Regions from separate parts of the Homo sapiens genome. Here region 1 is linked to region 2. The links are chromatin loops, found by intact Hi-C in ENCODE. Cell type or tissue: PC-3. All regions are shown on one strand. Each heading gives the region's core, and the rest is flanking DNA. Links, peaks and the distances in the headings are about the cores only. Region 1 overlaps DPH6-DT (DPH6 divergent transcript). Region 2 has its middle 130 kb from the start of LINC02853.

Region 1 (16,990 bases), core at 6,060-11,059, 420 kb before region 2:
GGGAATGGCCATATTGGGTAGACTCTGTTTCTAATTGCCAGCATTTGCATATCAAAGCTTGCCAGCCTGGCTCTTTAAGCCGCCTTTCTGTTGGTTTCCGCCAAGAACTTTTACCCTATCTAGCTGCCTAAAAATATTTCTTAATAACTCTGGTATTACTGTGTCCTAGGATGGCAATTCCTTAAGGTCCTAGTTTAAGTGTCACCTATTCAGAAACATCTTCAGACCACTTGCCCAAATTACATTATTCTCTATTCAGTTTGATTTTTTAATTATTTTATTTGTAGACTTTAAAAATTGTTTGGTTTTCCCCACTACTGTAAAAGCTCATTGAGGGCAAAGATACCTTCATTTTGCCAAGCACTGAATTCACACCATCTAGCAGAGAGTGGTACTTAAGTATCAATAAACACTTTTTGAATGATTGCATTTGTAGATCACTGTGCCAGTTTATTAGTTCCATACGCGTACCCATACATTGTTTAATTTCAATTGAATAGGCTTGTAACAAATCAAATTTTATTTGTCCCCCTTGGTTTATATACTGATAGAAAGTTTTAATGAATAGATTATTGGTTTCTTCAGTAAATAGCCCTTCAGCCCACCTCTGATTGCTCAGGGCCTGGCTCAGAGTGACCATTGAGAAGGCACTTTTCTTTCCAAGCCTCAGTTTCATAGTCTGTAAGACTGATATAAATATGATCTCTGCTTTAAAGAGTTATTGTGAAATTAAATGCGTTAATCCATATAAAATACATAGCACAGTTCCTAGTATATTGTAAGCATTTAATCAACGTGACCATCATGATTGTTATTATTATTGATATTAATTGCTGAAAGAACAGAATGTTTTTGACACCAAAGGACCTTACAGATGAGTGAACATACTGCTATTCATTCTTATTGTCCACAAATAAAAATTGCTAAGTTATTGTTCAAATTTTTATTCCAAACAATATTTTACAATTGTATGTTCTTCTGAGGTAATTCTCAGAACTTGCATTTCAGTGATTTAACATCATGATTCTTTCTATGATTTGAATGATTTAATTAAAGGCCATTCTTCTTAAGCTTAGCGCTTAAAAAAGTCTTAGTAGAATTAGGCTTTTAGAAATTCTAAAAATATGAAAGAGAAAAACATTTGACTCCCCAGATATGTGCAAGCAACAGCAAACCATCAGATCAACTGAATAGATTAAAAGTACCATTTAACATTAGCTAAATATCCTTTTATTTTCGATATAAAAAACAGTAGAATTCCAGTGGTAACTAATGTAAATAATTTATTTTTCCTCATTTAATGGCTATAGTTCTAATGATATCGTCTCATCATGAGGTAAAATGTAAAAATGCTTAAGGACTCAGTACTCTAAAATAGATTTTTAATATTTAAAAGGTTTGTGCGATTTTAAATAAGGCAGTGCCACCCAATATCATAGCATGCTTCATGAGAAAAAGATGCTAAATTTCCTTGACCTAGTTTCATCTTCATGTTTAGGAAACAGTGTCTAAGAAGTAAACAAAGTAGTTGTGCCTCATGTAGGAGATGATTATTGTTTGAATTTATGATTCATGCCTTGAGCAAAATTTTGTTTGTGGCCTCATTTGCAACCATAATTTACAACTTTACCAGGGATATGCTGTGTATTTGGAAGGTAATATATCAGACTTGCTTTGTACTGGAACAGTTTTCTAGCTCTGGGTATAGTATTTTCTGTGTTTCTGTTAGCTATAAAATTTCTAGGCATAACATTTATTGTAGCAAATATGGAAATTAAAAAAAATTGCATTCCCCTTAGGAATGTCTTATTGTATTTATATTCTGATTATGGTTAAATCCAACTATTGTTTAAAGGAGTTGTTAATCCTGCAAATATCTGGTTGCAAAAGTAGGAAGATTTAACTTTTTCAAATTTTTAAAAAAGTAAAGATTGCATCATTTTTGCATTGTGTGTAACTCTCATCTAAGAAACTAATAAGTAACATGTGACTCCAATATAATGTTTGTGTGTGCCCTTAAAATTCAGAATTTTTTTTTCTGTTGCAAATAATAAGTAGACTATAATACTGTAAAATGAGTTTTGCCTGTTATCTTTCATCTATAAGTTAGTGAAGAATTTCCCACAGTATTTATTGGAAGTTCCATTGTCCATTCTAATTTCAATTGTCTTAATACATATGGAAATACCGGGGATTTTATAATCAATCAATCAGTCTACTCCAAGTTGTAGAGATCCTCAACTAAATGTAATGTATTTTCTAGCACTGACATTTATTTATTTGCATCTTTGTACTGCAATTTTTATTAGGATGCTCTTTTATTAAGGGTAATACTTATTCCTCCAACTAAACATTTAAAAATTAACTCTAAGCTTCCACTAGTTTGAAAAATTTCTGGTAGCTTGATTTGAAAATGTAATTTTAATACATATGATTAACAAATATGATCCCATGCTATAATTTTAAAATACTGAAATTATTATTCTGTATCCGATTATATAAGTTTAAAAACAGAGTTAAAAATAGAAAATATTGCCGTTTTTCTTGTTTTCTGATATAATTAATAAGAAAAAAAGCTAAAAGCCCAAGGGAAGTTTAAAAGTGTAGAAAAAACTTGACAATGAACATTTGCCTAATATGCTTGGTGCTACATGTACTTACAGCGTAAAAAATAGATCAACCTAGAATCAGACTCTTCCAGAAATTCTTTCCATCATCCAGTTCTTAGCAGAGTTTCTTCTGACATAAAGGTAAGTAGACTGAATAGTCTAGTGAGAAAGAAAGCGATCACTTTTTCTGGCCGTTACAGTAGAGAAGAGAGAAGTAGGATAATGCCTTTAGTCACAATGCTGGGACTTCAAAACAGAATTAAAACTCTGTTTAGGAGAATGTAGGCTCAAGAATCATTTCGACACTATTACATATTTCTTTTCTTCCCCCAGTAATTATTCATTCAGCTATTATAACTAACCACAGTAATTTTCTTAGAACAAAGGAGAGCATGGCAACAATAGCTTTAAAAATGACGAAGTTTAAATGCCCAAGGTCAGAGTGTAACGTTTTGATTTCCATAAGTATTTCAAATGCTACAGGCTTTATGTAATAATTTTAATGTGAAAAATATGCAGGCCACGCTTCACTGCTCTTTGCATATACTGCAAAGAGGGAAAAAAAACCTTAAAAATTGCTTAGCTTTAATTGAGCAAAGGGATTCACATGTGATCTGAACTTGTGGTTCATAATTCCTCTAGACAGCTTCGGTTGCCGTGTGATGATCCTAATTAAATTATGTAACGGCACTGAACTAGCTAAGCTAAAGGGCCTGTTCTTTCACATCACCTGGTGACTTAACTCTTTACAGGACTCTGGGTTTGGGGCTTTGGTCTTCTACCACAATCTTGTGTGTTTTTTCATTGTTAAGGGAAGGAAAACACAGTATTGATGGAATCCGCTTTAGAAGTTTCGGCCTGTAGGTGGCAGCATTGTAAGGTTTTGGAAGTCGTGAGCTCCCAGGTCTCTGCTTGCCTTTCCCCCAAGCCTCATCCACCCGTGCCACATCAGGGGAGCTAACATCACTATACGCTCATGTCAGGTAAAACTAAAATGGAGAGAAATGTCGTAGTCAAAAAATTAGGCTTTGTTCACTCCCGTTTGTGTTTCATTATATTTCTGATGACACGGTACATTTCTAATTCTGACCTGAGATTCAGCTAAAGGATTTTTCTCAGTAGTCAGGCGTCAACCCATGGCAAACCATACTTTTTCAAGATAGGCGTTTTACCAAGTAAAGAAAGGAAATTATTCTGGGGGAATAATTATTTAACTTAGCCATGCCTATTTTAATCACTTGGGAACAAGTTAGACGGCTTCGTGGGGCCATATAGAAATCACCTAACGAGGTCACCTCACAGTAATCTCAGTGTCCCTATAAAGGTTGGCTTCCCTCTCTTCCTCCCTCCTTTTCTCCCTCCCTCGCTCCCTCTTTTTCTTCCTTTCTGCTTTCCTTTCTCCCTCTCCTTCTCCCTCCCTCCCTTCCTCCCTTCCTTCCTTCTTTCCTTCCTTCCCTCCCTCCCTCCCTCCCTCTTTTCCTTTCCTTTTCTCCATGTGCGGTCACCTTTCACTCAAGACCTGAGATTACCTTTCTGATTTGGCAAGGGTGGAAAAGAAACGAAGGTTTACCAAGTAGAAAAGAAATAAAAACTTCACCAAATTTGATACATTTAATTTACAATTCATGATTCATGTAGCTTTTAATGATGTATTGTTTTATGCAATATGAATTTCTCAGATTATATCACTATAATACATAATAAATGCATATATGTGGATGCTAGCATGGATTTTATTGACTGTGATGTTTTCCTTAGACCCACAGAGATCTTGCAGTCTTACCTCGCACACTTCTCTCTGAAAGTTGTGCTTCAAAAACTTCCCTAGGTGATAATGGCAACAGTGTAGTGTAAGGACACTGGTTTCAGGCCTTGTATGAAGTCTTTGGTTAACTGAATCCTTGGGGAAAATCATTTCTGAGGTCAAGATTGACAAAATTGTTTAAGTATTATTGAAAATATAAAACAAAATTGTTTCCTCAATAAATATAATTAGCTGCATATACTGCAGTTTCAAGAGCAAGCACTGATGTTAGGACCAGCTCTTTAAATAAAATAGGACCTCTGTGGTCTCTGGAGGGAACATGCATAAAGCAAAGTAAATGATTTTCTGTCAACACTAAGTAGACAGGTGCTTACATTGAACAGCATTCTAATATGTCTCTGAATATTTATGTCTTCTTTTTCAAATGCATTGCCCATGAATGTCACAGCTGTCAAAAATCTGTACACAAGAAGATAAAAAATGAAATTAATAAAAGGCAGATCAACATTTCGTTTGTTTGGAACACTTTTCCCCCTTGCTGCTTTCTTTTTTCTTTCTTCTTTTTCTTCTTCTTCTTCTTTTTTTTTTTTTTAATTTTTAACTCAGCTGTGTTTTAGGATTTTGGTACATCTGCATGTTCTAAAAGGCCAACGGAAATGTAAGTTGACTAGTTGTATTTGGGCTGGCACCAGGGCCTGTCTCAGTATTTAAACACCAAAATAATCAATGGAATTAATGGCCAAGAGGAACAGGGTCTGAGGATTTTTCTAGCCATTTCCGCTGTCCATGCGCTTGGCTTGCTTGGGTGCCACAAACGAGATTCTGACAGGTTGTCACTGCCCTGACCTGAAACTCAAGTTTGTGAGGTGAGAGGCTCTTAAATCTTTTGGCTTCTGTAGCCCAGAGTTTTAGCTGTGCAGAGTTAGTGCCAAAACAAGCCATCATGTGCCCTCAGAGTTATAAAGGAATTTGGTTTTCAGAGCAGAGATGACTAAATAGAATTGGTGGTAGATCAAAGCAATGAATAAAAAGGTCTATTTAGTCATCAGATCCCTGCCTCTCTGCTTCTCATGGTACTGAGAGAGCCAGTGTGTATAAAGAGCATGTGTTAAGATGAACTCAGCAGTCACTTGACAAGCATTTATTCATTAAGAAGCCGCACATTTTGAGGTACCTGGTTGTTCTTATTAGTAAGTAACCCCCAGCAAAAATATCCCCCCAGATGTTTTCATATTTACTTTGCAATGTCCGAATGAATCATTTGGCAACAAAGGAAAATACAGTTTAAAGATTGAATCAGGAATTTAAGCTCAGGAACTCTTTGTACTTTGTTTTGCCCTTGATGAGAATTTTTCTAAATTAAAAACTCTCCAAATTGTCAAATCGGTGTTGCAAAAACCTCAGTTTAGTAAGATTTAGCATTTGGTTTCCAAATTTTGGTCATGTAATTGGTGTTTTATTGATAACCGCAGATATGAACCAGATGTAATCAATATTGGTTTAGCTCAGATTTGATTTGGAGAACATACTGGTTGCTTTGATTTTTTGTTGTAATTATAGAAGTTAAAGAAAAACCCCACATAGATTCAGTTCTGATTTGAAGAGGGTCACTGGACATTTTTTTTTTCTTTTAAGAAAATTTTAGTTCGTTGGCAGTCTGATTAAACAAATATTTGAGTATATTTATATTGGGAGTTGTACAAAAGTAGTTTGTAATATGGCTCAGTTCAAGTTCCTTTGATTTGTACTGTGCGATTGATATGGATCACTTCAACAAAATATCAACCTCTTTCAAATCAGTAATTTAACCTCTTGTCGGTAAAATTAGGGGTGATCAAATTGGCAGGGACCGTGAGGATTTTTTAGAGGTAGATGCTGATGCTCTTGTGGCTGGAACCTAGAATTTCTCTCCATCTCTGCCCATTGGAATCCTACTCCTTCTTCAAGATCCAACACAAACGCTACACTTCCCATCAAGCCCTCTCTGATTCTCCCTAGACAAAAGTATTTTTTTCTCTTCTTTTTTTACATGACACTTTGTAAGTACTTTAATGAAAGTGATTATCATATTCTGCTTCAAGTTATAAATAGTGGTTGATGTGTTTACTTCTTTCAATATATCATAAACCGAGAGCAGAGGCTTTGTCTGTTTTAAAATTTGTATTACTGCAGTTCTAGTACTCTTGTTTGCAGATTACTTATAAGTGTTGTGGCTTTCAATACTGGTTGAATCTTTGTTGCTGTTGCTTATTTTTTGTTTTGTTTGTCAGTTTGTTTTGGTTGGAATGGCTCATTTGGCAGGAAAAACATTGCAGCTATAAAATATAATCCAAATGCTTATTATTGAAAACCTTCTAGGGCATTTCATAACGTATACATAGAGTATCTAAAAAATATGCAACCATTACTAGCAGTTCACTGAAGTTCACATTTCAAATAGGTTGCATCTGTTTCTAATCAGGTAACTGAATGATTAGCAGGAGAAAACATATGATTAGAAAGCATACAACCCTTGCTGATACGTATTATTTTAAAGCTCTCCAAACTAAGGTCAATAAAGGAATAGTACATGCAGCAAGAAAAGCTAGATTAGAGGAAGAGTTTCACCAGTAAACCCTTTTGTGAGCTGTTGTAGAAACAGAACTAATTTAACTGATGGGTTGAGGCATTTTGGGCTGACATGCTAACTAAGGAATGTAAAAATAGATGAGAAGAATGGTGACTAGGAAAATTATGAGAGTTGTAGTTGAAGAAAATAAAAAAATGTTTGCTGAGTAGAAAGTCAATGAGCAGATGATTTCATCCGTTTTTATAGGGCTATACTTTTAACTCAAAGAAAGCTAAGTAAGACTAATGGAGAAAAGCCCTACGTTTGATAAAATAAAATAAACAGACACTATTACAAATAAGAAATGTTGGAATGCTCTTTGTTTACTGTCATTACTAATGGGAAAGATAAAATGACTTTCTTGAGGTAGTATATCATTTTAAGATCATACTTATCTCTTAGCTTAATTCATCAACTGAGCTACTTCATTTTTGAACAGTTTTTACACCATTGAGCTTGAAGTTCACAGAAGGAAAGAACAAAAAGCTCTGTTCTCTACTATGATTTGAACCAGACACAATTTACTTCAAAACTGCATGCTGTTCTTCAGTTAATTACTCTCCCTCTGAATTCTATCAGATGTCCCTTTTTCTGCAATTTGGACAGTCTGCAACAGAAGAAAGACATGGGGAAACTTGCTCTTGGTTTTATGTTGGTGACATGCTTTATGAATTGACTTGATATACTTTTCCAGGATTTATTACAGAAACTGGCTACACTTTTCTGTAGACCATCCCTACTCAGTATAGTCAAGGCTCACTGGCTTAACAGAACGTTATGTCTGACAACACCAGTGTGCCTACAAAGCTGTTCTAAAAAGAATGAAAATTTGGTTTGATGTAAAAGTCTACTGTTCATACAATGCCTTGTAACACTGTATTTCATTAATACTATTATTATTTTTAAACTGCAATGTGAGACCCAAGTGTGAGACAAAGAATTTCAAGTTCAAAGTAACTTGAAGCCACAGGGCCCTCAGCTTGGGAAATTCTTGGAAATATTGGAGGTCATGGACCTTCCAAAAAACACAGAGAAGGGAACTTGAGCTAATTTTAGCTAAATGTAAAGGACAGAATGACCTTACTTGACACAGGATTTACTTTTTGCCATTATTTTTTTATCTTCTGGTTATTTATAAACCAACAGCTTACCTAACTACATGCTGTGGTTAACACAATTTAAGCAATTATAGCTCATAGTGATAGTTTTCCTGAAGGTTATACTTCTGATCAAATTCAAAGTCTTGATTGCCAAAGTTTACATAAATTGTTAATACAAAATTTAAGTATGTGTCTATGTTCCATATGAAATACTGCTATGACATTTGTAGAATCCTAGCATCTAATTTTTAAAAACCTTAAGAACAGAAACTTATTGATTCTTACAATTTTCATCCCAAATTATTTCTGTTGCAACTTCTGCCAATTTAAGCTCCATGTTCATGTGCAAATAGAAGAGCCGGTTGTCTCTGTTGCATAATAATTTTCACAGGCCTGAAGACCTTGTTATATTATGCCTCAGCCTTCCTTGCTCCAGCCCAAATTATTACACGTTCTTGGATCTTTTCCCAGGGATCTTATTTTCTATAACTGGTCACAAAGTCTCTGAAGATGTAAAATCTTATAATCCAGAATAAGTTATGCAAATATTATTTTATTTTACTTTATTTCTTCTCCTTTTCTTACTGGTTTGAATAAAGAGACGAAGAAATGCTCCTTCAAAAGTCATAGTAAAACAGATCATGTAGATTTTTACTTTTGCTGTTGAAGTTGTGGGTTTCCCTTATAGTTTATCTTTTGCTTAAGACATTCTATAAAACCTCTTTTCTAACATCCAGACTTTAAATTTATGTCAATCAATTTACACCCTGGAAAACAGACCAGCTCAACACTCAGATCAACCTCTAAGCCCATAGGAATCCAGGCAACAAGCACTTGTCTTTATAGAGCAACTTAGTTTAAGCAATTAACAATCAAGCCCTGTACACATAAACACACTATAATTAACTGTTTAATAGTGGAAGCTTGCTTTTCAATTTTTTCCCTTTGAGTGTAGTCAAGGTGAATTACTGGATTTTTCCATCACTAAATGCTGCAACAGCTCGTTCTTTTGCAAGTCTCCCGTCTCCACCTATTTTCCTGTACTCACTATATTTGACAGTAAAACTGCCAAGCTCCATTATTTCCAACTGGCAGCAATTTAATACATAGTTGAGTCAGTTACTTAACTAAATAAATTGCTTAAAGTTAACTCTATTTGTAAGACCACAAGGTGTTTCTAAAATGTGCTGCCCTTTTATATCATAAACCTGGATTAGGTTTACAACCCCATTTCCCCTCAGCAGTTTATAAATCAAACAAAGAACATAGAACAATGCATAAAAATCCCTGTGAAACCACCCTCAGAGTTTTTGTTAATGACAAAAGCATACTGGGAACTGGATTTACTCTGTACAGGGGAGAAAAAAAAAGTTTGGTTTAAATCAGCAGAGTTTGTAAGAGTTATCCAAGCTCCTTTAAGAGCGATCAACTTTGAAACTAGAATTTTGTGAAGCCACAGCCATCTGTTCAATGCTTTCTGTATAAAAATGGCAGGACATGCTAAAAAGCTTTGGGCATGCTCTTCCATCTCCTTTGCTCCTGCCCCTTAACAAATAACCTGCCAAATGTTCTTAAAAGCACATGGGAGAATAAATATTGACTTACTTACGATGTCTCTCCACAGGTGCTCATTACACATAAATGAACAAATACACATACACACAAACACACAAAAATACACGATGCCCAAAGTGAGCACCATGTCATCTGGCCCAGCTGTAACATTTTCCTTTGCTGGTTACTAGGGATAGGTTTCTGAATCAGATTAAATGTAGCCACTGTCTCCATAGAAAATATATTTAAAAGAGTAGAAGGAAGCTGAAGATAGGGACATTTTCTGTAAGAGACCAATGACTAACTCTCTTGTAAAAGGTGAACATACTTTGTTTTTATGACTTAGTTGAAGATCTGTGTTTAGAGAGGAGAAAAAAACAACAACAACCCAGAAATGCTTCAATCTGCAAAGAGTAGAAAAACAAACAACAACAAAAACCGTAAAAGCCACAATTACTTTTGCACCAACTTAATACATTGTTTTGTTTAGATTTAGAAATCTCACGAAGACAGTGATTTTAGGAAATGACTTTTATTTGCTTAGTGAAGTCTTTAGTGCTTTTAGAGCAGAGCCTGGCATTTCTGGTCTAGCTATTTTCTGAGAGGGTAAGGAGTACAAGAGTAGATATCTCTGGCTAGTAAGATACTGTAAACTTCTCCAGACCTGCACTAATAGAAGGGAGACAATCCCCTAAGCATTTGTATTTGTCTCTGGAAGGGCATTTTAATATTCATTTATATTTGGATTTAAGCGCATTGTACTCATGAGAGAACTGAAAGCACTCACCCTGTCTCTACTCACCAGGGCCTAGAAAGTCTAACACTTTCTCAGCTTGCCTGCCTTCCACCTCACTTCCCCACCTTGTTCCACTTCATGAAGGGGTAGACTAATGTCTGGGAGTCTGAGCTCTAGTTTAAAAAGACCAGTGGAGTTTTTTTCTTGAATTCAAAATCAGGAGCACAGACTTTCAAAAAATGAAGATTGCTTGCGCAAAAATTGTTGGTGTAGAGGCAGGACAAATGTCTTAATGGAAACAAAGTATGGAAGTCCAAGATCCAGCTGTTGTTTTCTAGAATGTTGCAAACCCTTCTGTTCTGTTGCAGCCCAGGACTGGTAATCGGGTTTTTTAAGTGTGTCAAAAGACATGATGAAAATTCACTGGAGAGGTTAAGAAAAAAGTACCTCTTAAGTTGCTTCAGTTTCAGCTTTCACTGGTGAGAGCTGAAACATTTGCAGAAGACATCAACAAACCAGAAAAAAGATCCACAGCTAATCAAGGTTGTGCAGACAGGAGACAAAGGTAATTATTTAAAGGGCCAACCTTTAGTTGTAGGAGGGAAAGAAAATAAAAAGAAGATTAATAATGAAAATACACAAAATACCAAAAATCTGGGTTAATTAATGATCTTAATCTTTTAATATACTTACCAAACTGCCAATAAGCAAGCCATATAGAGAAGTCTGTGATTTATACTCTTTTGCCTACTTTAATTCTTCATGGCGAGTTTAAAAAGTGTGAAATTGCTAGAAATCAAGAAAACAAGAAACAGTAGCAATCTGAAGAATCTATAAATTTACTGAACAAAAGAAAACTTAAGTGTAATGCTTAAGACAAAAAAATAAAACAAAGTAAGCAAAAAACTCTCCAAAGTAATAGCACTCAAATGTATAAAGATTTTGATATGAGTTATCTCTATGAATCATCTTTTTGCCTGAAGAGGATAAAGTTTGCAAAGGAGAGAAATGTCACATAAAGCAGGACATGCTAAAAAGATAAATTCAACTGAAATAACTGGACATATCACACAAAGATATACTGATGTGTTTTGGATCTCAGAATAGTTAGATCACAGTTCTATTGTTAAGGCTTATTAAAACTAAGGTGTGTAATATTCTTTTGTGTTTTTTATTTTTGAGACAGAGTCTCACTCTGTTGTCCAGGCTGGAGTGCAGTGGTGTGATCTCGGCTCACTGCAACCTCTGCCTCCCAGGTTCAAACGATTCTCCTTCCTCAGCCTCCCAAGTAGCTGGTACTACAGGCGTGTACCACCACACCTGGCTAATTTTTGCATTTTTAGTAGAGATAGGGTTTCACCATGTTGGCCAGGCTGATCACGAACTCCTGACCTCAGGCGATCCACCCACCTTGGCCTCCCAAAGTTCTGGGATTACACGTGTGAGCCACTGCACCCGGCTGTGTGTAATATTCTTATATAATAGGCTGATCCTCTTGGAAGATGCATGTGAAAATCTTAACTAGTAGTTGTAGCAAGAGGTGACTACGTCTTGCTCCTGATCTGAGTTCTGCTCCTCTGTGGTCTCCTACCTCCAAATCGCTTGTGGACTCTTACCTGTTAAGCCACTCTCCATCACTACCTGTGTTGTTCCATGTCACACCTATGACTTTTTTTTGTGCTTGCAGTGGTGTACCAATTGCATGGAATTCTCCATCTTTGTAGTTGTTTGGAGTTCACAGTTTACAGCAAAATAACTTCAGGGTTTGCATTTATTTCCATAGGTTAGTTACTTTAAGTTTGAATTTGCTGTCGCACAAATTCTTGCAGATATTGCAACTCCAAGAGTTGTTAAAATTCTCTAATTTCTGTAAATATACCTACCAATATTGTCCTTAAATACTTTATCCTCTCTGTGTGCTGCTCTCATGGGAAGGGATTGATATATATTTCTGCCTCCTGCAGAAAGCAGAAACTCTCCAGAAAGAACTCTTTAGTTAAAAGCCCTTTAGATCATATTTACCACAGTATAAGTTTCCTTCTTTTTCCCCTGTGCTGTTGTTTTGGTTTAAATTGCTTGTCATTTAACTATTTCATGGACTTTTATGAGTGTATCACAGTGACTTTTTATTCATTTAATAAATATTTATTAAGAACCAACTACTAGTGATAGGGCCAAACCATAAACCCAGGTTTTCTGACTCTGAAGCCATCCATTAGACTACAAGTCTTGCTTGTCATGGATTTAAAATCTGAAGTGTAGAATACACATTCCATTTGAAATAGAAGATAGTTCTTTATAGAACCAGTTTCCCCTGTTTAACAGATTCTGGGCATTTTAATTTCATAGCCAAGACCCATCAATTTGCTGGCACATATGCTACAGGGAAGTCAATGCTGAAACAGGGAAGTTTGTTTTAAAAGGTGACATTAGTTTTGAGAATGAGTTGATGTTTGTTTTATTGTTTGTTTGTCTTGCTGATCACTTTCGTGGCATGTTTTGATTTAATTGTGTTAAGAATTTCTTTTTTTTTAAGTCTGCCTAAGGGCAGTGGGGATGGGTTCATTGAGAGATACAAATAGAAAATTAATAAATTCAGAGTGTATTTGGTTTGTTACTGCCCTTTGGAAAATAGCTGAAAGAATGTCTTGCTTTACTCGTGTCATTTACATGCCAGAATGACATCTATCTATAGAAGCAAATAGTCTATACACTGGAGTTTTCATGGATGGAAGAGATAACTACCCATAGACTTAGAGGTTCTATAATACTGAAAATACTGAAGTACTAAGACCTCAATGGCTTTTACAAATGGGACTTTTGATGTTCTTTACTTAGCTACATACACATAATCCTGAAGTTTGCTGCCAATCCAAGGTTGTCTCTGCCTCATCTGGAACCAGCTTGAATCTTTCTCAACAGTTTGCAATCTCTTGCTACAATAAATATATATTTCTTTAAATTTTGCACTGGAGACCTTTTGTTGCACTGATTCAGAGTTTGAATTCTTGCCTAGAATTTTTGGTAAATTTTCTATTATTTATTAGGTTGAGGAAAGACATTCTTGGAGGGAGGAGGACTAGATTGTTAATTAGCTCTTACTATAGGCCTGGCATATGCTAAGCAGTTTACATGTATTATCCCGTATAGTCTGTACAATTGCCTTTTCCTTTTTCAATGAATGGAAACTTAAAAACAGTACATTTGCTATCATGTGGGATATTTGCAAATATTTTTGATCTTCAAAAAAATGTGTCAGACTTGAAAACTTTGGGAAGTCACAATCTTATTCATGCTCACTTATCTCATGAGCTTACAAAACTGCTAGATGATTGACAGTATAATATGTTTGTAAGAGTCCCATCCTCCAGGTGAAATTAATTAGGTTTTTCACCTCTAATCTTGTTTTTCGTCATGCCAGGACTTAGTTGGCTGAGCTAGAGTTCAAGCTACTTCACTGTTCAAAATTTGTAACTCATAAACAAATGATAAAATAGTTCTGTCTGTAATAATATATATGCAATGATTCTCAAGATGTGGCTCAGGGCCTCCAAAGGTTCTTTGAGATCCTTTTAGGATGTTGCAAAAAGAAAGCTATTTTCATAATAATACATAATAATAATTCAATATTTGCGTTTTCTCCTCCATTCTGTCATGAGTGTACAGTAAAGCTTTCCAGATGCCACATAACTTGTGCTGGTGTTAGTGATCTGACAACCAGTAGATTTTTTTGTTGTTGTAGGTGGTGAATTCTTGTGTTCAATGACATTTTCTAAAAGAGTGGTTTGAGGGTATAAATATATGTGTGATTTTAGATATGAACTGTTGGTTTTCAATCACTTCTATGGTGTTTACATGAGTTATTTGTGATTATGCCATCTGTAATCTCTGCAACTCATTATTGTTCAATAAATTTTTTATTTTTAAGTGATGAAACTTTCTCTGCACCTATACAGGGATACAAGAGGTATAGTTTGTGTCTTCTCTTGCAATAATATTAAGAAAAAGATTTTTAAATATTTTATAAATGTTAAAATTTATTTTAACTGTATTTAGTATTTAGAGATATTTCTTCTAAAATTAAAAAAAAATTGATCAATTTGAGATATTAGTCCAAGGGTAGAGTTTCAGTTATGTGCGATGAGTAAGTTCTGGACATCTAAAATACAGCAAGGTGACTATAGTTAATAATATTGTATTGTATACTTGAGATTTGCTGATAGAGAAAATCTTACATGTTCTTATCCTAAAAAAAGGTAATTATGTTAATTACCTTGATAGTGGTAATGATTTCACAATGTACACATATATCAAAACATGTATACTTTAAACGTATATGATTTTTGCTAGTTATATCTCAAGAAAGCCTGGAAATTAAAAAAATAAGTAATATATTTTTGCATTTAAAGTTTGATTATTGGTTTACAGAAAGGAGATTAGAAGGCTTGTCTTCCCAAGTAGTTGTGTGTTTTGTCTAAAATTTCTGAAAAAGATGAAATCTCATGGAAGAATAATTTACACTAAATAAATTGCAAAAAAATGTAAAAGAGGGAGGAAAATATGATGAAAGCTATCTTATCCTTGGCTTTATACATACCAGAAATCATGTCATTGTATCTTATGCACTAGAATATTTTTGAATATTATTAGGGTATCAGCTACGTTGCAGCATCATTGAGACATTCATGTAGACATGATAAGCTCATTAAAAAGCAAAAAAGTTTATTACAATTTTTCAAACTAGAAATGAAAAATGAATCATTTTGCAGGGTAAGTTATTACACTGCCTTGGCTGGAGAAGCTCATACAATAGCTTGTACAGTAGACATTGCTGTATGCCTGCTGGATTAAAAATCAGTAAAAAAGAAAAAAATGACAGTGCCAACTGACTCATTTTATTAAAGATTTAGCTATAAACTGGAAGGCTGAGTTAATATTTCATGGGCAGTGTTGTACTTTTGTCTCTCAAAAGGGGGGCTCTACAGCCATGGATGGACTTGCTGTTTTGCTTATGTTTGCTTTATGTTTTGCTTATGATACCAGGAGGTCTTACCACCAACTAATCACCCAAAGATAATTGTTTTTTTTGTGAATGTTTGTCAAACAAACAAGTGGTTGAAATATTCAAAGCATTGGAGTTACTCAAGTATTGAATCATTGTTTTGAATCTGATGGTTTGTCCTGGTCAATATTTTCTTTTCTTGTTATTTGCAGTTATGGCACCAAAACATTGTTGGATAAAACTGCTAGTGCCTTGTAGGAATGTGGCACCAAATTGTACTAGTGGTCATTATATTTATCACCACCATGCACTCACAGTAAAATAAATAAGTTTCATTTAATAATGTCTTTTGTGAAGCAAAAATGATTAGTTTTATTAAATCTTAATCCTTGAGTACTTTTTTAGTAATTTATGGAAAATATGCATAAAACACTGCTGTATATCAAAGTACAATGGCTATCTTGAGGAAAACCTCTTGTGTGATTTGGGGAAATTCGTTTTCTCCACAATGAGCTTAACTGCTTTCTAGTATGTACATACATACATACTGTCTTACGAGATTGGTGGTTACATAGTCAAATATGATTTTTGATATTGTACAAAAAATATATCAACATTTTAAAGATCTGTATTATTTGGTAAAGCAATATTTTCTAAATGACCAGTTTGTAATATTACAAAATTATGCATGGATAAAAGATTCATGTAAATGTGAGATAGATCAGTGGGTTTTAATGTAACAGAATATGAAAAGCTTATTGATATGTTTCAGATTCCACACCACCAGCTTTTAAGAAACTACCAATTGTTGATGTATTGTCAAAGAAGAATAATTATCTGAAAATATTACTATATTTTTCTTTCCTTTTCCATTTACATATCTGTGTGATGCTAGATTTTCTTCATGTACTGCAACCAAAACAACTTATAATAGGTTGAATGCAGAAGTGGATGTATATCTGTCTTTATTAAGCCAGATATAGAAAAAAAAATAGGCCTGCCAACCCAGGTGTAATAGAATAAGGAGGATGCAATTATGGCAAGAAGTCCTTACATAGAGGTCAAGTAGACTGTGGTCACTTTACTATGTGTGGACGTGACCACTTGTACAAAAGGGAATTGAGTCCCTGGGCATCGGTTTCTCATTTTTGGCAGTTTCTCACTGTCTGTGGTCCCTATTGATCACTGAACTTTAGGGACATCTCTGTGAGGAGTTAGAGAGGCACTGGGGAGCTGTGTACATTTGCTCATCTTCTTAGTTTATATATCCTTTATAGTACTTCCTTGCTGGTTCAGTTATGAACCAGAGTAAAGGCAAAATTAGTCCTAGTCTGAATTGTCTTTCATGATGATCCTCAAGCACAGAACACATTGTGGGTCTGTCGTAGATCAGTCACCAATGATGTTAGGTACAGACTTGGTTTGAAAGTATTTTCGAGACTGGTCTCTGGGAAAGGAAATTGCTGTGAATAAGAAGTACTGACAATCTCTTATAAAATTGAACATAAAGTATTTTAATAAATTTGGCAAAAACCAGTCTTGTGACTCAGGAGCAGTTTGCCTATTTACCTTTGACAAACAGTGGAAACACGGCATTATTTGCATGAATTTCAAAC
Region 2 (16,990 bases), core at 8,101-13,100:
GAGGTGCTGTTAATTCATTCACTTCTTCATTTATTTAGTCGTTCATTCAGAAAACATGCACTGAACAGTTTTTATCTGCTAATCAATGAGTTATAGTGCTGAGGATATAAATAGGCATGACTACTATAATCATAGCACCATAAAGTCTATTCCCACTGTGTGGCTGCTATGACAAGTCAGACTGAGTAACTGCCCATGATGCCAACTTCCTAGAGAGATTTGACAGTCAAAGGCCAGTGCTATACATTTCATCTTCCATCTCAAAGGTTAGGAAAAGTACACATGACTGCATAATTATGGGGTAAGTGCCCAAATATTTCTGTTTTGTGCTTTGCTTTTCAAATTATGTTTATGTGAAATATAACCTACATACAGAAAAGACACAATAATATTTGTGCTAAATAATTTTCAAGCAAACACCCATTAACTCCACTTAGGTTGATATAGAATGTTACAAGCTCCATAAAAAAACCCTTCACCAAAGTGTCCCTTTAAATCAAAACCCCTTTCTTCCTCAGAAGTAGCCACTCTTCTGACTTCTGAACTTTATTTGAATACAGTTATACTGTATGGTTTCTTTGGCATCTTGACACTCGCACTTAACATTGTATTTTTAAGATTAATCCATGCTGTCGCATGTAGTTCTAGTTTGCTTATTTTCATTGCTATATAATATTCCATTGTATGAACTTGCTGCAATTTATCTAGCCATTCTCTTGATGGGCATTTGGGGTGCTTCTAGCTTTTGGCTACTACAAATGTTGCTGCTTACAGTGGAATTGTTGGACTATAGGGCATGTTTACAGTCAACTTTCACACATACTGCCAAACGATATTTCATACTGGATAAATCAAATTTACACTCTGATGAGCAGCTTGAGAATTCCTATTGCTTCACATGCTTGCCAACATTAATGTTGTTGAAGTTTAGAACTCTTAACCAATCTGAAGACTGCAAGTTGTTCTCCTATAGCACCTTTCTGAGGTTGTTTAGCTTTGTCATTCATATGTAACTATTTATTCCATTGGGAATGTATTTTTGACTATGATGCAAGAGCGAGCCTAATTCTGTTTTTGTTTGTTTGTTTGTGTGTGTGTGTGTTTTTTCTTTGAGACGGAGTCTTGCTCTCTCTCCCAGTCTGGAGTGCAGTGGCGCCATCTCAGCTTACTGCAAGCTCCGCCTCCCGGGTTCTCGCCATTCTGCCTCAGCCTCCCGAGTAACTGGGAGTACAGGCGCCCGCCACCATGCCCGGCTCATTTTTTGTATTTTTTAGTAGAGACAGGGCTTCACCGTGTTAGCCAGGATGGTCTTGATCTCCTGACCTCATGATCCACCCGCCTGGGCCTCCCAAAGTGCTAGGATTACAGGCGTGAGCCACTGTGCCCAGCCCTGTTTTTTATACAGATGCTCAATTTCCGGTTTTTCCATTGATTGAAAGGCCTTTATTTCTCCACTGATATACTGTGTCACATCTGTCATACAGCAAGTGTCAATACTCCCACATACACATTTCTTCATTTCGCCTCTCTTTTTCTATCTCTATGTCAATTCACGCTGTCTTGGTTAGAATAGCTTTAAGTCTGGTATCTAGAATTTCAGAGCTGCTACCTTGTTTTCCTTCTTCAACAACATCTTAGCTACTCTTATTACTTTATATTTCCATACATATTTCAGAATTAGCTGTCAAGTACTTTAAAAATCCTTTTGGGATTTAATTCATATTACATTGAATTTATAAAACAGTTTGAGGAGAATTGACCCAAATTTAGTATTTCCATCCTTCAATTTATATATTTCTCCATTTTTAGGTCTTTTTAATATTGCTCAGTAAAGTTTTATAACTTTCTTCATATATTTTGCACATCTTTTGTTAAATTTATTACTAGTTTCTTAGTGTCTGGATGCTATTTGAAATAGTATATATCTATTTTTATTGAGGTATAATTTACATAAAAATTATTTTTAAATATATGATTTTAACTAACAAATATAGTCAGAGCTGTCACCATCAAGATAAAAAAAAAAGTATTTCTGTTGCTTCCTAAAATTGACCTGTGATACTTTGTGATATCATTTCCACTCCTAGTCTCTAGTTGATCTAAATTCTGTCCCCAACATTTTGTCTTTTCCAAAATATCATATAAATGGTATACAGAATGTAGTTTTTTGTGTGTTTGGCTTTTAAAATTAACATAATGCTTTTTAAATTCACCATACTGTTGTATATATCACAATTCATTTCTTATTATTGCTAAATAGTATTCCATTGTATAAAGGTACCACAATTTATTTATCCATTCCTCAGGTGATAGACATCTGGATTGTTTCCATATTTCAGTGATTAAAAATACAGCTGCTATAAACATTTGCAAATGGTCCTCTCTGTGAACATAAGATTTCAGTTCTCTTGTGTAAACCTAAGGGTTGACTTATGGGGTCATATATTAAGGTGATGCTTAACCACCTTACAAACTGCCGAACTGTTTTCCAAAGAAACTATAGCTATTTGCTTGTTCAACAGCAACATAGGAGAGTTCCAGTTGCTCTGCATCTTTGACTTGGCATTGTCGGTTTGCTTAATTTTGGTCATTTTAGTAAGTATGTAAATCTCATTTATTCTTTTAGTGTTCAATTCTCTTATGATTAATAGTGTTGAGCATGTTTTTATGTGCTTACGCATACCTCTTTTTGGTGAAGTGTCTACTCAAATCTTTTGCTTCTTTTGATTGGGTTGTTTATTGTTATATTATATAATTGTGAGAGTTCTTTATGTAATCTAGATACCAGACCTCACAAATAGGTGTTTTGCAAATATTTTCTCCTAGTTTTTACCTTGTATTTTAATTTTCTTAACAATGTATTGTGAACAGCAGATTTTTATTTTGATGAAGAGTAATCTTTTGTGGTTTTTTTATTGTTGTGTGGGTATGTGTGTGCCCTATTTATGAAACCAATACTTCTCACAAGATCATAAAGATTTTCTTCTATGTTTTCTTCTAGAAATTTCACATGATTAGGTTTTACATTTAAGTCTACTTCAAATTAAGTTTTGTATATGGTGTGGAGTACAGACTGGTTCATTTTTGCATGTGGATGTGTATTAGTACGTTTTCATGCTGCTGATAAAGATATACCCAAGACTGGGCAATTTACAAAAGAAAGAGGTTTAATGGACTCATTCATAGTTCCATGTGGCTGGGGTGGCCTCACAATCATGGTGGAAGGTGAAAGTCATGTCTCACATGGCAGCAGACAAGAGAAGAGAACTTGTGCAGGGAAACTCCTTTTATAAAATCACTAGATATCAAGAGACTTATTCACCCTCATGAGATTAGCATGCGAAAGACCTGCCCCCATGATTGAATTACCTCTAACTGGGCCCCTCCCACAATATGTGGGAACGGTGGGAGCTACAATTCAAGATGAGATTTGGGTGGCAACACAGCCAAACCATATCAGGATGTCCAAGAGTTCCTGCAAGATTCGTTGACAAAACTATTCTTTGTTCATTGAATTATCTTGACACTTTTTCAAAAATCAATTGAGCATCTGTATGTAGATTTATTTCTGTACCTTATCCTTTTCTGTTGAATTATGTTATTCTTCCTCTAGTGCTACACTGTCTAGGCCACAGAAATTTTAAGTCTTTAACTCAGGTAGTATGAGTCCTCCAAACCTTTCTCTTTCTCTCAAAGTTGTTTTATTCTATTCTATTCTATTCTATTCCTTTATATTTCCATATAAAAGTGAGAATTATCTTGTCAATGTATATAAGAAGCCTGCTGTGATTTTAATTGGGATTGCATTGAATTGCTAGATTAAAATGAAAATAATGAATGTTTTTAAAATATTGACTCTCCAAATACATGAACATGGTTTATGTCTCCACTTATTTATCTTTTCCTTGATTTATCCAAATTTTTTAGTTTTCAGCATATAAGTGATGTACATATTTGGTTGGATTCATCCCTTAATATTTTTATGATTTGAAGCCATTGTAAAAGGTATTATTTCTTTCAACTTCAGTTACTCATGTCTAGAATGCAGATATTCAGCTAATGCATGTGTATTGGTCTTGTATACTGTGACCTTGCTAAATCTACTCACTTTTTTTGAATTTTTAAAAATTTTCTTGGGGATATTTATCTTAGATAATCATGTTACATGCCTATAAAGATAGTTGTATTTATTCCTCTCTGGTCTGTATGCCTTTTATTTCTTTTTTTGGATTCTATTACCAATGGTATATACTTTAAAATATCATTTTTATTAATTGCTACTTGTATAGAGAAATTTTTGTAAATCTATATTTATTTACCTTGCTAAGCTCTTTTATTCTAATAATTTGTCTGTAAATGTTTAGCTGCTTTACACAGACAATTATGTTATCTGCAAATAATAATGATTGCACTCTTCCCTTTCTAGAACTTATTTTATTTATTCTTGCCTTGCTCATGGGCTAAGAACCCCAGTATAATGTTAAATATAATAGTAATAAAATGCAAACTTGTTTTGCTTTTTATCTTAAAAGAAAATCTTTAAAATATTTACCATTAAGTAGGATGTTCATTTTAGATTTTTTTGTAAAACTCTTTTAACAATTTAAGAACATTTCCTTTGGCTCCTAATTATTTGCCGAGAGCTTGGAACAAAGATTTTCCAATATTTCAAAAAGGATGTTATAAAAATATTGCCAATAAATTTATCATTATATAAATTTGACAAATTGGTAGTCATGAACTTAATAAAATTGACACACAAAAATAGATAATCTGAACAGTTCTATATAATCTTCTAATGATTATATATGTATAATTTAAAACCTTCTCAATTAGAAAACTCCAAACTCTGATGGCATCACTGGTGAAATCCACCAAATATGTGAACAAAGAATAATATCGATATTATGCAAATTTTTCAAGAGAACAATGAAAGAATACTCCCAACTGGTTTCATGAAGCCAACAAAACTTGACACCAAAGCCTGACTAAAACATTAGAGGAGAGGAAAAGTGTAACCAATCACAAATGTGAAAATGGATGCAAAATTTCTACATAGAATATTAGCAATCTAATTCAGCAATATATAAAATGATAATGCATTTGTTGGGGGGCAATTCTCAGTGAGTCTCTTCCATTTATGCATGTCTTATGAATAGAAGTACTGACTGACATTTTTTCCAGGCTATCTTGGCAAGAGAAAAATTTTGAACATAGAATTGGTATCTCCTCCTGATACCAATTTTGCTGCTGAGCAAAGGCAAACATGCAGGACAAGTGTGGTTCTGACCATTATAAAAGATTTAAATTCCTTACGATCAAGGTTTCTCTCCTGTAATGTAGCGATATAAATGATATTACAATAGGCAATAGGATCAAGTAGGTCCCAAGATTCAAAATGGATTGCTCCCACTCTTAGTATATGTGCATTTCTGCCACAATAGTAACTACCTCCAACACACCTAGACTCCTGGGAGTTTTCTATGACTAGACCACGTGTGAAGGGTTGCGGCCAACAGGTTTGGGGAAGACCTCTCAGAATAAGCTTAAAGTATGAGCATATATACATCCCATGAAAATTCTCACCAGAAGGCCTCTAGTACAGTGGTTCTTCATAACCAGATAGATAAAAGATGGTATGCCCTAGGAGTATGAATTAAAGCACCAGGAAATAAAGGAAAGTTTATTCATGGATCCACCAACATGGATTAATTCTTATGTTCTGTACTCTAAAGACTTTGTTGATGGAACTATGTAAAGGCCCAGTCCCTGTGTCCCCATTTCAAGACAAAATTGCAGGGCCATTCCAGATTTAGAACTCCCTATAGGGGCTGGCCAAGGACTTTGCATGATTGTTTCACAACTTCCTTCCAGTTCTCATCCTTTCACCCATCCAGAGCTGATGGTTCCTAGAGCACCCTTCAATGAACATCCTACACACAAACCTATCTCCAAGTCTACTTTTCAAGGAATCTAATTTATGACACAGGTTAGACACAAGCTGGATTTGAGTTTTATTTCTCTATCTGTCATGCTATATATAACTCTACAATCTGTGGTGTTTCTGAAAACTTCATCGTGGAATCTTATGCAATATTGCTCCTGAACAAGGAGCAGACTTTTGGTAAAATAAGATGTACAATGGGCTAAATTTCATGGGATTCACTAACTTTATCATCTATCTTATTGCAAAGTAAGCCGCTTAGAATAACAATGTATGCTCCAAACCAGAAACAACAAATAATATTGTTTCTTTTATAGCCATATCCCAAGCATCTGGAAACCAAGCAGTTGACATAAGAGTGAAAAAATGAACAGAACTATCATGCCAAAATATTTTTGTAATGCGTACCTTCTCTGCTCAAATATTTCAGAGCCACTTTCCAAATTTACTTGCTTGTTCAAGTAATAACCCATTAATAACTTTTTACTCCATCTTTTTAACTTTTGGTTCTATTGGTTTGAAGGTTTTGTACCTGTGAGATTTGTGCTTCCAAGATGGAGCAATGCCAACTTAATGATAAATTGAGACTGCAGTTTGGGGGTCTTTGTGCCAAAAGGTAAATGGCAAAAATTAATATTTACAATATTGGCTGGGGGATAATCCTGATTATCCAGAAAAACATTTTGTAACTGTCATACAATAGGAGGTGTTTCAATGGAACCAGCAGATATCTCAAATGCCTCTTGATATTACTGCATCCAGTAATAAAAATTAAAAATTGCTACAACTCTAAATGAACAGCAATATCATGCCACAATATCTTTGTAAGTCATACTTTCTCTGCTCCAATAATTCAGGGCAACTTTCAAAATTTACTTCTTTCCTCACAATGATACATATTTCTAAGTGAATTCCAACATGCCACCTTCTCTCTTTCGTTTTTTTTCATAAATTTACCACAACTTGACCTTTCTAACTTCCTCTCATACACCTTTATCTGGTAATTAGAGTGTACATTAGTATAACAGAGTGTCTTTAAATGGTAAATATGTCAGCAACTGAATATAAGCAACTAAAATCTTCATTTTTTTTTCCTAGTGGTAAAGATTTGCTCAATATTTGCTGAAACGTGGATATTAGATAACTGTCTCAAGCCCAATAATCATCAGCAACAGAGGAGATTATCCCTATGCTAATCATTCTATTCCCAGCCAAATGGTTTCTTAATTTACCTGATGGCCAGGATTCTGATTGTGATCTCCTAACATATGCTTGAATTCAGTGAAATGCTAATCACTGTTACACATTAGATAGTTAATTTACTAAGCATGCTGTTATAAAAATCCCCATTCTAAAATTCTATTTTCATATTGGTAGGCCATAGGTTCAAGGTCTGATATTGGTAGTAGATATTCTCAATTTAAACCAAATTGACAAACTAAATGTTGATAAATTTCCAGGACCAAGTGACCTCCACCTAACAACTTCTGGGGGAAGAAAACTCACAGTGAAATTACCCAAGTTATGGCTAAATCTATAATCTGTTGTTCTAAAATCTCTGGTCCAGAGGTCAGTCAGATTGCTAATGTAACTCACACTTTTCCATGCATTCCAGAATCACTTACTTGTTAGAACTAACAATCAGTTTTATTAATGGGACTATTTATGAAGTAAATACATAAAAACCAAGCAGTCTTCTATTTATATTATCAATAAGCACTTATTTTATTTAATGAGGGAAAATTATCAACAATAGCAACCTCCTAAAAATAAAACAAACAAACAAACCTAATGATCTAGGGGATTAATAGTAAAACTGTGAAGTTATAGTAATAAAGTTCTAGAAATTCCCTAGAAAATAAATATCATAGTTCAGAAGAGAAAACAATATTCTTAGAAATCAGTTATAAAATTAATATATAAATATAGTCCAATTTCTAACAAAACAGTGATAATTTTTATTAACTTGCTAGAATAATTCTTTTAAAATGACAACATTACTGAATTGTATTTTACATATCATAAAAATCACTCCTTTCCAGTGCAATAAAATAAATTTTGGTAACCTTACTGCATGGTCTAGCCAAAATCCTAAATTAGTTTTAGAGCATTTCATCCCTACAAATAAGATCCCTTATTGCCATTTACAGTTATTTCCAGTTTCCATCGCTAGTCTCGTGTAACAACTAATCGACTTTCTGTCTCTATAAATTTGCCTTTTCCAGGCATTTCATATAACTCAAATCATATATTATTAGATCTCTCGTGTCTAGCTCTTTCAATGAATGTAATGTTTTAGAGGCTCATCGATGGTGTAGCTGTGTCAGTAGTTTGTTCCTTTTTATTGCTTACTAGTATTCCATTGTATGGATATAATTGCCAAAATAACTGTGAGGATAACAATGTAATAAATATGTTTAAAAAGCCAAAATATTTTGAAATTGTAAAAGACAGGAAAATCTCATCCAAGTGACAATACGAAGTATGATAAAATAAATTATGTGATATTGTTGCAGGAAATGCCAGACATATCAATTGAGAAAATTATAATATTTACACCTAGAGTCATTTATAAGAACTTAATATATGATTTGAAATGGTACCTCAAATTGATTACTCAATTAGTGGTGTTTAGACAACTAGCCAAACACAAAAATAATCTTAAATCCATACTACACACCTGATACCCTACAATGAAATTAACTCCAAGTGTTTAAAGATTCAAACATAAAAAGTGAAACCATAAACATACTAGGTGAATATTTATACAGTCCTTAATGCCATAAAGAAAAATGCTTAATACTTCAAATTTTTGAAATGTATGCACGACTGAAATTATTATAAATTGCAAATGACAAAAAGAGGAAATATTTACAGAATATAAATGTCTAACAAGTGGCTCATATTTCAACACATAACATTAAAAGCGTGCTTGCCACACACTAAGAGAAATTCAGCCCCAAAACAAAAATATATCAAATAACCATATAAGTAAACGACCACGGAATGACAGAGTCAATAGAAGTAAATCCAATCTTACCATAAAAATACAAAGTAGCACCCTAAAGAAGTATGTATGAAATAAAATTTGATATTTAAAAGGATTTTTAATGCTAATCTCTAGCATTAGCCATGGTGAGGGACAATAACCCCTCTCATATTCTTCTGTTGATCATGTACATTAAGTATAACCTCTATGGAAGACAATCAGGAAAAACATCACAGAAGTCACAAAAACATAGTGCATATTCTGACTCAACAATTGACTTCTAGGATTCTAAGGGCAGTCATGGATACTTGTTTATAATAGTAAAATCTAAAAGCACTAAAATTTTATCTAACAGTAAAGGATTATTCAATGAATTATAATAAATTCCTACAATTGAATTATCTTTTGCCAATAAAATGTTGAGACATATTTATAGGAATGACATGAAAAGAAATATTGGTAAGAAATATTGTTTTAAAATGCAGATTTTATAATAGTTTTGGCTATGTGATCCTGTATTTCAAAAAAAGCAATATACATTTTCAAAATATAGAAAAGAGAGAGACTGATTCAGTGGTGGCCATGATCATCATAATTCCTACTGATGGAAAGATAATGAGTATATTTAGAATGAACTTAAAATACAAAATTATTTGGCTCATCTGTATTTTCCAAATTATTTACAATTAACATGTATTACTTTTGTCAGTAATGTTATTTATAATACAAGATTGTTTAAAGGAATATTAACTGTCTTGGAAAAGTGAGTGAAAACATAATAATAAGCTTAATGAGAACTGGATTAGAAGTCTAAGCAAAGCATTCCACTAGGTAACACATAGAATTTCAACATGTACATAAAAAAGGGGAAATTTATTCAAATTTTCAAAAAGATGTACAGAATTGTACATCAGTTATCCTGCATTCATTTCTTTTTGCTTATTTCTGTACCTGCCTTCTACCTTTCTTATATTTTTACTATAAGAGCATTCCTCTTTGTCATTTCTTTATCTTATTTATGCATGATGGTGGACTCAACTCTTCTGAACGAAACAAGCAGAAAGAAAACCTTCCCTCAACCCTAATTTCCCCCAGATTACCCTTCCCTTTCTTGTCCTTTTCATCAACCTCTTGGAAGAACATGTCATATATTCTGCTCACTTCCATAGGTTGTGTTCATTCTCACTCCACTGCAGTCTGGCTTTAGTCCCAAATATTCTGATGCAACTTTTGTCACTAAGTGTACAAATACTCTTCCAAATGCCAAATACATTAAACAAGCTCTTTATAGGCCTTTAGGGTAGACACTTTGTCTTACTCATTTCAGATTCACCTTAAGCCCCAAATACAGTATTTTCCTTCTTGTTAAATCCACTTCTGGTACTTAGAACGGTGCCTGGTTCTAATACCAGAGACACAAATCAGTAACAGAATAGGAAACAGAAAGCATTCTTGTTCCCAGGTAGTTTCTATCGCACAATCACATTTATTTTGCTGTATGGTAGTTGCTTTTACCTATCACTCCTGTGGTTGCAAGGATAAAATAAGATATTGTATACAAAGAGCCTGGCACACAGATTCTAATTCACACTCAGAGCTCAATAAATGGTAGCTAATATTTAAATTCTGTATGTTCAGTAGATGTTATTTTCCAGGGTGAATTTCCTTCTCAGAAATTGAAAGTATGCATTTGCATTTCAAAAATATGCTTTGCATTTGGAATCACACTTTGCTGCCACCTTCATGACTGACCCTTCCTCATCTCTGTTTTAAGTCCTATTTATTCAAGGCTTTCCTATAGTTCAGCAGTGTTAGGGACTGAAGCTATAAAGATAAATAATAATAATCCTGGTCCTCAAGAAGCTCACTGTCTTGTTGATGGTATAAGTAGAGATATAATACAGCATAAGGTATGATTACAAGGTTATTCATCTTAAAACATGAGCTGATGCTTTGGCTTTTAAAATCAAATGAACCCACAAGCACATCCACAGAGAAGCCACGGTGTCTACCTAAATAGATATAGGCATAATATGAGCTAAAGATTGTTCTTAGCCCAGCATCCTCAAATACTACTTGGAGGAATCCAAAGTATAAACAAATATACTTCTCAAATATTTGAGAAATATTTGAGTAGTACTTCAAATGTACTTCTCAATATATTTGTCACTTAATTGAACAAAAGAAATTTTTATTCAGAACATTGGGTCACCAGTAATAACAAGAGATAATTTAATTCTAAATTGCAATTCAGAAGGTATACACAAAATGACTATGAAAATCACAAAATACCAATGAGGACATCTGTGGGATTTGAGATATTGGTTTCTTCTCCTATTGGTTGTAGAGAAGAATTGGGAGTGGGATTCTGTGTGCCATGCCTGCATTCAGAGAAGGACGTAATGGCTTATTAACATCTACAATTAAAGTTTATTGTTGAGAACTGAATAGTTTAAGAAAACTGAGATTTTACCCAACTTACTAGGCTCAATACAGTTTATTCTAAAAGCATAAAAAAATTATTTCTGTCATCCTCATTACTGTTTTGTATCTGGTCAGAGAAATCTCAGTGACTCTCTGGGCCTCAGGCTGAAAATAAGTGTTTCTTCATACTCTGACCGCCAGATTCCAAGTAGACAGGCAAGGTCATTATTTGGCACATGAAATACTTTGTCAACCTGTGTATGTGTGAAAGTGTATGTGAATATGTATGTGTGAGCACAGGCAAATGTGCCCTAAGGAGGTCTCAAGGATAGAGGCTCAATCTTGTTTCTCCTTTCATCCTCACAATATTTCTCATAGCAGACACTTAGTAAAAGTGAATCAATGAATCAACAAATGAACGGACGAAACATACAACTGGAGTATGTGGTGAATAAGATATATTGTTCCATCACCCTGATATTAAAATAACCATAAAGTAATTAAACTACATGTAGGTTTATCAGTAAAATCCATAGGCCAAAATAAAAAAAAAAGTCTGAAATATCTATATTGCCTCCAGAAGTTTCTTCCAGCTTAAAAAACTGGTTAAACCAAGTCCTTGTCTTTCATACAGTAGGTTACAATCTTGGGATCTTGGGATGACTCTCAATCTACTTTAAATATGAGTGTCATCATTGCTTTCCACAAGTACAATATTTAAAATAAGCAAGCATTTTTGTTGAATAGATTTTATTTTTTATTATAGTATCCTTTCCACATTTTTGAACCTTTCTCTCTGTTCCATATTCCTAACTCTGCAGAGATGGGCACAAACATTTACAAATAGATAAAAATAAATTTTAAAAAATTATTTGCAGTCATCGGCATAAATTAAAGTATTTTAAAAACAATTCATTGAGCACTCAGCTTCACAATGTCTACTGAAGTTAGTCTCAACTTCATCATCACTGACGTAGAAGAGCACATTCTAGAAACAAGGGCTGAGAGAAAGGAGGAGAAGGAAGACTGTGAACAAGAAAAAAGTGGAAATGCCTGGAACATTATTCAGTGTGCATCTGCGCAGAATGGCTAAATTATATGCATGAAAACACGTGTGGCTCATTGGATCATTAACAAGGAAACATACCTCATTCTTCGTCTATGTAGTGGCTCTTTAAAATTCCAGCCATAAACAATATGGAAGAGCCTCTGTGTATCTTTCAGTGATTATTATCACAAATGATGACACTCTTAAAAACTCAGCTATCGCTGGGGATTTACGAGATTTATTTGAGAAGCATGAGCAGAGGGGTAGCAGGTTTACGATTACTCCAAATCCAGTGAGTTTAAGTTTATTAAGTTCTGTACACTCTATCTACAAAGGTAGCTTGCAGCACTGTTTCTGACCTTCTGAAGACTACAGCTGTTGCAAAGCTCCCATGACATGTCATTGTCTTCTGTTATCATTCTTGCTCTACAGCCTGTGTCCCTGTATTAGAAACAAGCTCCTCAGCTTGCCAGCTCAGCCTTCAAAAGAGGCGTTGTTGCTTTAGTACCACATTTGAACCAAAGTGAGAGAGAGCAAAACAAACCCTTATACATGAATGTTCTGGCTTAGATACAAGATACCAGCTCAAATAAAATGTCACTGCAGATAGCACAAATTATTGTAAACAATACTGCCTCCACGCCTGGTGTAAAACATCCACAGATAAGACTATCAAATGCTTCTTTGGGGCATGCTTTTGTCTCCTTCATCTTTAAGCTCAGAGCTCAATCCAATTATCCACCAATTTCTGTTCTGTTTGTGATTTATGTGAACCAGGGTTGGAGGATTGTTATTTTAAAAATATTTTTGGTATGACAAGTTGAAATTTTTAGCTCATAAGCTAAGATTGCCTCAAAAAAATATGTTAAATAAAATAAATAAGATATGAATGCAAGGACTCTGGGCATACAAGGAAGTTAAAATATAATTTTTCATAAGGAATTGACATTTTTCATAAGATTCTTTACATTTTCTCTCTCATCATTTATTTTGAGAATATCCAATTTGTGCATTTTTCATCAACTTATACTGTTAAGTGTAAAGTATTTCCCCAGAAAAAGGATTCCTGAAAGATTCTTGAAATTGCCTTCTGTAGTTTCCTTCCTCACTGTAGCTAACTATAAAATTCTACACTGTGTAACTAAAATGCTAGATTCTTTCCATAATTCATATTGATTTTTGCATAAAATGCCTATTCTGAGCTCAGAACTACATAATCAAACACAACCATCAGTTTCTGATGCTAAACAAAATTATTCCTTTGGGGGGATTTACTCACACCTTCTCCAGAGATAAAGGAGAAAATAATCATCTAACTTCCTGAAACGTTACAGTTTTATATTAGATAAAATAGACACCTCTATCTAGAGTCAATTTCCATGTCAGGTAAATCAAATAGTCATAGCTCCCCAGTAAAGAACTAAATTTCATCTGTAAGTCAAATCTGTAGACAGTTACTGAGGCTTTTAAGCCTTCAAACACTCGGAAAAGGAGGTGGTCATGAAGGCGCTTATAAAAAGGGATATTTTTACAGGGAATTTTTATCTAGTATCAGCCAGGTGCTTTCCCCTTCATGTTTGTCCCTCTCCTAAACAAATCAAGGCTACCCCAGTAATCTTCAGAAGAATTTCTGTTCTTGAAGGTGTAATCCTAAAATCTATCACTTCTTTCCTTTCACATCTAAAGTTGTTTGGGTAGCAACACCAGCACCAGCTTTCCTCCTCTTCTTGGTACCTAGCAAAGGGCTCAAATACTTGCTGCTGTTCCCTTTTCTTGAAAAGTTTTATCCCCATACATTTAACGGGGGCTGTGTCACAATATGCAGGTATGAGCTCAAATGTCTCCCTTTCAAAGATGCATTCTCTGACCACCCAAACCAGTGACTTCATGCTTTATCCCTTTATTTTACTGACTTTGTAATATTTATCCTGATCTGAAATGAATTTGCCTATTTATTTTCTTGGTTACTATCTGTCCTCCCAATTCCCATGGAATAGAAATTCTATGAGAATCGAGCTTTTTACCTGCCTTCTGTTGTATTCCAGAGCGCAGTCACTGCACAGTGTATATTTAACACCAGAGACAGAGCAGATTCCACTGTGACTGAGGGAAAAATATCATATCCTTAAAATCAGAAGTCTCCTTCTCCCTCGGCTCTCGGCTTCCTCCCCTATCAGGAATTTTTGTCTATTTTATTAGCTGAATTACCCGAATATCCTCAAAACACCTGACTTTGATTTAGTTCCATGAAATGAATACTGGGTCCCAGCTATGCATTCCATCACTTTTTTACCAAATAGATATTCCCAGATTTTCTAAGGCATTTTCCTTCCTTTCAAGAAGCACACAGTGCCTGCAAGGTTACTAAACATCAACACAAGCATCACTGCTGAGGACTTCCAAATATGGCATCAAAACAGCCACAGAGACTTGTCTAAATAATATCATATCTCCCAGCAGCTGGATTTTAGTTTGTTAACTTTAAAATGCAAGGCAGGCTTAAAGATTAACAATTTGCTTGGATAAAGGAAAAGGGAAAAAATATAATTAATCATTTGCCTGTCCCCAACACTAGTTTACAAAACCATGGTGCAACTTTATTGAGCTCAAAATTGAAGGGTGGCAAGGTTAATATGTAGCTTTAGACCTCACAGTTTCATTAACAAACACATTACAGGCTGTAAAGCTGAACTGACATTAATGCTAGGCCCAAACAAAGTAAATAATTACTGGCTTGGCAAATGAGGAAGTACTTGCAGAGTTTGTTTACACTGGGTTTTTGGAAAATTCATGTTGGCAACAAGTCAAATACAGTTTGACTAGTAATTGTGACAATTGCTCACAGATGCTGCTGGAAGAACAACAAAAGAAAGGAATTATGGCTTTTCTCTCCCCCTGCATTTTCCCCCTTTGTTACCATTTTTTTTTCTTTACCATTTTGGATCAATAAAGAACTTGCAGCCACAAAGATAAGTGGGTTACATGGCAGATGGGCCTTGGAATGTTTAAAAATCTCATGTTGCATTTTGTCTCTTGGCCCTAGATTGGAAAAGACACAGCTGCACTCAAGCTGCAGTCATAAAATCCACACTCCTTGAAAATGCCTATGGGTCCTCTCAATAGAACAGAGTTGAGATGAAGCCCGCTTAGAAATGTTCCAACAGACAAACTGGTTTGCTTTGTGTTAGTGCACAATTAACAAACCTCTGAGTTTGTAAGACTTCAGGAGAGAATTCTAGCCGAATAGGATCCATCTCATTTTCCCTAGCTGGACTGGAAAGTATAAACAGGAATCAAGGAAAAAGGTAACTCACCAAACTGGAAAATAGTTGTGTAGGGCAACTGATGTCTATTACATATAATTTGAAAGAATTTTGGTTTCCCTCATCAAAGATCAGTATTTTACCAACTAAAAGCTGATACTTCACACACACAGACACACACACACACATATCACAGGCCTTCTAAACACTTGAATCTAAATCTCTTTATTCTTGGAAGATAAAATTTCAACGATTTTGAGTATAAATCCAAAACCTGAATCTCTCTAATACCATTTCTACTAACTTTGAGTGATAAGAGCCAGAATATCCTGAGACTTCATAGTGCTTCATTGAATCACTCAGCATGAGAATCTGAAGCCTTCATTATTATTTAAGTGCCTTATCTAGATCCATAATATTTGTAATATTAAAGCCATATCCATTGTGTGTTTCAGAAGGTTGTTCTATCATTCTCTAAATCACGTTTCTCTTAACACTCCTTTGGGTGATCATTGCACAAAACTGAATAAAAGTAGACCGCTATCCACAACAGAAAGGAATCTATGCCAAAAATAGGACTTCTTTTAACCACTTGAATACTGTGTCCATCTATCAATAAAATACTTGATACACATCTTCCAGGTTTTCAGATTTTTCTTATGTGTAACCTTAAAACCCCAAATATTCCTTAGAGGAGACATTTACTCTGAAACTTATCAGATTTTAGGTGAATAAAATATCCTGACTTTTGACTTTCTCATTGCCTAGACTATTGTGACCATGAAATTTGGAAGCCAAGCATAGGATACCAGGAGAGGTTGGATAGAAGCAAGATTTATCAGAATTAGCCTTGGAATCTCTGACTCAAGTATGGACTATCATCAGCCATTAGCACCAGACAAAATGCAGCCACTGACAATCTTCTGGGATGCCGCTAAGTATACTTGACCTAACAACTACCAGTAAAACTTTCTGACATGTGCTTTGATTCTAGATTATCAACTAAGAATTCAGGGAAACATTCTACTAAATAACATGTCCTATGTAAGTGAGATAATTATAACAGCCTCCTCACTAGGTTATGGGCCCCCAAATTTGTACTTTTCAGATCTTTCTTCTACGTTGCAGTCAGACACAGATTTGATCACGCCACACCATTGCTCAGAATTCTTTGGATGCAACTTACTGCCTATAGGATGAAGACCACACTCAGGCATTTCCTTGAATGCTGACACAATCCTACCCCAACCTACCTCACGATCTTCCTACTGCATGCATGCTCCCTTCAGATCTAATTGGCTTTTTTTCACTAATGCCTGCAC

What was found. A loop is a pair of places that touch in the nucleus more often than their neighbours do. Peaks named below come from ENCODE experiments on the same cell type or tissue, not always from the same donor. Only the 100,000 strongest peaks of a DNase experiment are listed, where the experiment ranks them.
Region 1: it touches region 2 in a loop (4-fold over the local background); 1 of 110 quality-filtered maps calls a loop at or near these places.

Annotation. Positions count from the first base shown.
Region 1 is chr15:35,748,328-35,765,317 of GRCh38, forward strand. All of the region lies in intron 2 of DPH6-DT (DPH6 divergent transcript), which reads left to right. Among named protein-coding and RNA genes, the nearest start is that of MIR4510, 170 kb to the right of the region's middle. In PC-3, for the core only: no CTCF peak of the experiment used is centred there; no DNase peak of the experiment used is centred there; H3K27ac peaks cover 1,149 bases.
Region 2 is chr15:36,162,978-36,179,967 of GRCh38, forward strand. No RefSeq gene overlaps it. Among named protein-coding and RNA genes, the nearest start is that of LINC02853, 130 kb to the left of the region's middle. In PC-3, for the core only: no CTCF peak of the experiment used is centred there; a DNase peak (open chromatin) is centred at 10,184.